Regions from separate parts of the Mus musculus genome. Here region 1 is linked to region 2. Evidence: chromatin loops called from intact Hi-C (ENCODE). Cell type or tissue: heart. All regions are shown on one strand. Each heading gives the region's core, and the rest is flanking DNA. Links, peaks and the distances in the headings are about the cores only.

Region 1 (2,915 bases), core at 307-2,806, 140 kb before region 2:
CACATTGCCCATTGTCTCTGTGCATATGCAGATGCCTCTCCAACAGCAATCCTTTGTAGCTGTGCCTGTGTACCTCATAAAATCGCTTTTCCTGGCTTTCTACATAGTGCTCTATCATTGCCCTCTATTGCAGGATGCAGCAAGAGTTTCCCTAACAAACAGATCCGAGCTTCCTACAGAGACAGGCCTGGGTCATGAGCCCTACTCCTACACACATCCTCTCAGTAATGATGTGCACGCACACCCTGTGACCTCACAGCAGATGCTGCTTTCAACTGCAATTTCCTGGTAGATGTAGAGATGGAAAATGGAATTGCAGTTCTTCTAGGTGACAGAGGAGGGGCTTGCGTTCTCTCACCAAGCTCTCCCCTTGTCTGGGAGTGATCTTTGGACACTCTGTGGAGCACAAGGCCACCTCATTCTTGCAGCTGATGGAGCACACACCTGTGGATGTGTGGGACAGAACCCTCCATGAAATCCCAGAAGTCAGTAGGGTGTCAGAAGTAAAACATGTGTTGGCATTGTCCTCCATAGAAGAATGACGGGCAGTTGAAGGCTCTAGGGAGAGGGGCAGACTGCTATAGACATCGGGCTGGCTCAGAGACCTGATTCAGACATTTGAGTTTGGATTTTAAAGGACTTGTGGAGTGGGGAGCATTCTTCAAATGCCCACATGCAAATAAGTGTGGTGACAGTCTGACATAGAGCTGAGCAGTGTCTTCCCTTGTGTAAATTAAGGGGACATGATGTCCTGTTACTGGTCATGGAAGTTGCACCCATGTGACAGGACCCAACTGAGTGATTCTTTTCAGGAAGTGAAGACTGCAGCTATTCAGCTGTGCTCAGGGGGAGGGCATCATCAGTCAGTGCTCTAGGTGACAGGCAAGCAAACCCACAAATAGGGTGTCAGCTAATACCTTGGTATTCACCAGAGAGTAACTCTTGGCAACTGTGTGAGATATGACTGTATATAAGCAATAGCTTCTCACTGGGTAAACAGGACTGTAATGCCGCCCACACCCTCTTCATGTTTGTGAGTGTATAGCATTTGTGTGTATGTGTGTGTGTGTGTATGAGTGTGTGACTATGTGTGTTTGAGTGCGAGTGTGTGTATGGGTGTGTGTGTGTGTGTGTGTGTGTGTGTGTGTGTTTGACCTCCAGTGTCTCCCTCAGTCACCTCCCCCGTTATTGTGTGAGAGAGGGTCACTCATTGATCCTTGAGCTTTCTGGTCTAGTGAGACAGCTGACCAGCAAGCCCCAGGGATCATTCTGACCCTGCTTTCCCAGTACAGGGCTCAAACATGCATTCCCCAAGGCTAGCTTTTATTTGGGTGTTAGAGACTGAATTCAGGTGCCCAATATTGTGTAGCAAGCACTTTACCAACTGAGCCATGTCTCAAGACCCTGTCTGGCATTTATTAAAGCAATATGGCAGAGGTGGGCAGGGTTCAATCTTCTGTCTCCTGTCTTCTCTTTGTCCTCCCTTCCCCTTCTCTCCTCTCTCCCTTCATTTCCACTTTCGCTTTTGCTTTTTGCTCTCTCTCCAGCCCCAAATCTCCTCCATGTTCCACTTAAGATTCTGCTCTGCTATTTCCCTGCTCCAGATACCCATGCTTGGCCTGGCAAAGGGAGGCTTCCTGAACCATGTCTCCTCTTTCCTTACATTTCCTTGGTCCACCAGGAAAGTCTCCTCACTCTGACCCAGCTTGCCCGGGTCCAGCAACTCTGAAAAGTCAAAGGCCAGTATTAAAGTAACCCTGTAGTCTCCTCTGCCCTTTCTACATATAAGCCAGTATATTCCAGTGTCCCTCTAGTTTCTTATCACTGTTGGTTTTGACTCATTCTATGATGCTTTAGAACACAGCAAGGGTTCTTTCCTGGAACCCTTTCAAAGCCTCTGGGATCCGGGTGTGGTAGCTCAGACCTGTAATTCCAGAACTTGGGAAGAGCACAAGGGAAGATCAGGGCTCCAAAACTGTCCCTAGCTTTACAGGGAATTCAGACCTAGCCTGGACTTCCTGTATCACTGTCTCAAAATGAAAATAGGTTTTGATGGAGGGATGGAACAGACAGTCAATCACATGAGATATTGAAGTGAAATGCAGGAATACTGGGGGTAAATGGGAACAGCTGAGAAAATGAGAGTCAGTAATGTGGGTGTTCTGGTGTACAAGGCCAGAAGAAAGTCAACCAAAGCAAAGCATGTATGAAAATACTGGAAGGAAGCCTGTCATTTTTAAGTCAATTAAACAAAAGACACACACACACAAAAGAAAAGCATCCTGGTTAGAGTCTGAACCTTCCTCTGTGGTCAGGATCAGGGACCCAGGACCCTTGGAAAGTCACACAGTACCTTGTTCCCAGCACCTAGATGTCCCCTGACACCTAGGTGAGAGCATGTTCCCCAGGGAAGTTTGCATGAGAAGGGTGGGCATGTGCAAGTGGCTCTAACTGCAGCTGTGTACCTGATACACACAGCCCAGATTCCCTCATCATGAGACCCTGGCCCCACTCCCAGCCTTGCCAGTAGCCTGGAATCCAGCATAGGAGATGGTATCCCCTCATGGAGAAATGTTCCTTTGCAGCAAGCCTCACTGCCAAGAGGCTATCAGAACCATACAAATTAGCACCCTGTGTCCCCAGGCAAGTTGTCCCAGGGAAAACTGAAACTCACTTCCAGACACTATGCAGCAAGGAGCTAGTTCACAAGGACCTCACAGGGGCCAGCAGGGAGCAGGTTCTTCTTCCCTTCCCCTGCTTCATCACCTCCTTCTGAATGACCATTATCTCCTTCCAGAATGCAGAGTCTCTGAGAAACTTCTCATCTAGCCCTCCATGTCACACAGGCTGTCTATAAAATCCAGGGATCCTTCTGTGCTCCCATGGTCACTCTTGGCCACGTGACATGTGAGGAA
Region 2 (2,915 bases), core at 184-2,683:
TGCAGCCAGGAGCTCTGCTCACTAAGTTAAAATAGGAGAGAACTGAAGTGGGAGGGGACAGAAAACGAAATGGTCCAAGACTGAATATGAGAAATCATTAATTACACTAATTGACAGCCTTTGGTGATTAAAAGCCCATAAGCATGGGTGACGGGACAAGGACAAGGGGCCTGGACACTTATCTGGGCATCAAAATAAAAGGATGCACAAGACACGATGGAGAAGTCCAGAGGATGACAGAGGAGCTCTGTAGCTGCTCGGGCTCTCTGGTATGAGTTTCAGAAAGACACTGGCATGGGACGGGGGTCAGGAACCTCACCTGAATACTGCATGACTCCTCCTCAATTATCAGTTATGCCATTCTCTGGAATCTGAGGCTCAGGAATGAGGAGACTGGAGTTAAATGCATGCTGGGAAAGAAGCCAGTGGGCTTCTGGGTTCCAGAACACCTAGAGCTCCGGCTCCCACCAAGGCTCCAATTGAGAACTCTGCGGACGTGCACCTCGTTCTTCACAGAGAGAAAGCGGCCTGCCAATAGCCACAAAGCCCTCTGTGGCAGAATACAGCTTTCCTCACATGTCACGTGGCCAAGAGTGACCATGGGAGCACAGAAGGATCCCTGGATTTTATAGACAGCCTGTGTGACATGGAGGGCTAGATGAGAAGTTTCTCAGAGACTCTGCATTCTGGAAGGAGATAATGGTCATTCAGAAGGAGGTGATGAAGCAGGGGAAGGGAAGAAGAACCTGCTCCCTGCCGGCTCCTGCGAGGTCCTTGTGAACTAGCTCCTTGCTGCATAGTGTCTGGAAGTGAGTTTCAGTTTTCCCTGGGACAACTTGCCTGGGGACACAGGGTGCTAATTTGTATGGTTCTGATAGCCTCTTGGCAATGAGACTTGCTACAAAGGAACATTTCTCCATGAGGGAATACCATCTCCTATGCTGGATTCCAGGCTACTGGCAAGGCTGGGAGTGGGGCCAGGGTCTCATGATGAGGGCATTTGGGCTGTGTGTATCAGGTACACAGCTGCAGTTAGAGCCACTTGCACATGCCCACCCTTCTCATGCAAACTTCCCTGGGGAACATGCTCTCACCTAGGTGTCAGGGGACATCTAGATGCTGGGAACAAGGTACCGTGTGACTTTCCAAGGGTCCTGGGTTGGTAAAGTGAGCCATGGCTCAGTTGGTAAAGTGCTTGCTACACAAGACTGGGGACCTGAATTCAGTCTCTAACACCCAAATAAAAGCTGGTCTTGGGGAATGCATGTTTGAGCCCTGTACTGGGGAAGCAGGGTCAGAATGATCCCTGGGGCTTGCTGGTCAGCTGTCTCACTAGACCAGAAAGCTCAAGGATCAATGAGAGACCCTCTCTCACACAATAATGGTGGAGGTGACTGAGGGAGACACTGGAGGTCAAACACACACACACACACACACACATACACACACTCACACTCAAACACACACAGTCATACACTCATACACACACACACACACACACACACACACACAGACACACACATGCTATACACTCACAAACATGAAGAGGCTGTGGGCGGCATACAGTCCTGTTTACTCAGTGAGAAGCTATTGCTTATATACAGTCTTATCTCACACAGTCACCAAGAGTTACTCTCTGGTGAATACCAAGGTATTAGCTGAGAGAGGAGCATGACACCCTATTTGTGGGTTTGCTTGCCTGTCACCTAGAGCACTGACTGAAGATGCCCTCCCCTCCTCCCCCTGAGCACAGCTGAATAGCTGCAGCCTTCGCTTCCTGAAAAGAATCACTCAGTTGGGTCCTGTCACATGGGTGCAACTTCCATGACCAGTAACAGGACATCATGTCCCCTTAATTTACACAAGGGAAGACACTGCCCAGGTCTGTGTCAGGCTGTCACACTTATTTGTATGGGGGCATTTGACGAATGCCCCCCCCCCACTAGTCCTTTAAAATCCAAACTCAAATGTCTGAATCAGGTCTCTGAGCCAGCCCGATGTCTATAGCAGTCTGCCCCTCTCCCTAGAGCCTTCAGCTGCCCGTCATTCTTCTATGGAGGACAATGCCAACACATGTTTTACTTCTGACACCCTACTGACTTCTGGGATTTCATGGAGGGTTCTGTCCCACACATCCACAGGTGTGTGCTCCATCAGCTGCAAGAATGAGGTGGCCTTGTGCTCCACAGAGTGTCCAAAGATCACTCCCAGACAAGGGGAGAGCTTGGTGAGAGAACGCAAGCCCCTCCTCTGTCACCTAGAAGAACTGCAATTCCATTTTCCATCTCTACATCTACCAGGAAATTGCAGTTGAAAGCAGCCTCTGCTGTGGGGTCACAGGGTGTGCGTGCACATCATTACTGAGAGGCTGTGAGTAGGAGTAGGGCTCATGACCCAGGCCTGTCTCTGTAGGAAGCTCGGATCTGTTTGTTAGGGAAACTCCTGCTGCATCCTGCAGTAGAGGGCAATGATAGAGCACTATGTAGAAAGCCAGGAAAAGCAATTTTATGAGGTTCACAGGCACAGCTACAAAGGATTGCTGTTGGAGAGGCATCTGCATATGCACAGAGACAATGGGCAATGTGTCCCTGGGGGGTGGGGGAACCAACCTTTATCAGCTCTCCTTTACAGTTAAGCTCTTGGTGTGTGTGAGACAACTGGCCCATATCTGGACAAGGGAATATTCCCAATCCCAGTGCCTGCTTAACAAAGCTGTTTTTCGTCTGGAACACTTTCTACTCTGCAACAGAAAACATGTTCTGTGTGTTTTATATTTGTTTAGTTTCTTTGTTTTTTTTTGTTGTTGTTATTTTTGTTTTGTTTCACCTCCAAAGTTCTGTATTAACTAGGATTACCTCTAATTTCTTACCTTCCTCCCTCTACTTCCTAGATGCTTGTATAACAGGCATGTGCTG

Evidence for each region. A loop is a pair of places that touch in the nucleus more often than their neighbours do. Peaks named below come from ENCODE experiments on the same cell type or tissue, not always from the same donor. Only the 100,000 strongest peaks of a DNase experiment are listed, where the experiment ranks them.
Region 1: it touches region 2 in a loop (4-fold over the local background); 8 of 42 quality-filtered maps call a loop at or near these places.

What each region holds. Positions count from the first base shown.
Region 1 is chrX:104,813,679-104,816,593 of GRCm38, forward strand. No RefSeq gene overlaps it. Among named protein-coding and RNA genes, the nearest start is that of 1700121L16Rik, 1.6 kb to the right of the region's middle. In heart, for the core only: no CTCF peak of the experiment used is centred there; no DNase peak of the experiment used is centred there.
Region 2 is chrX:104,953,622-104,956,536 of GRCm38, forward strand. No RefSeq gene overlaps it. Among named protein-coding and RNA genes, the nearest start is that of Gm33486, 49 kb to the right of the region's middle. In heart, for the core only: no CTCF peak of the experiment used is centred there; no DNase peak of the experiment used is centred there; H3K27me3 peaks cover 369 bases.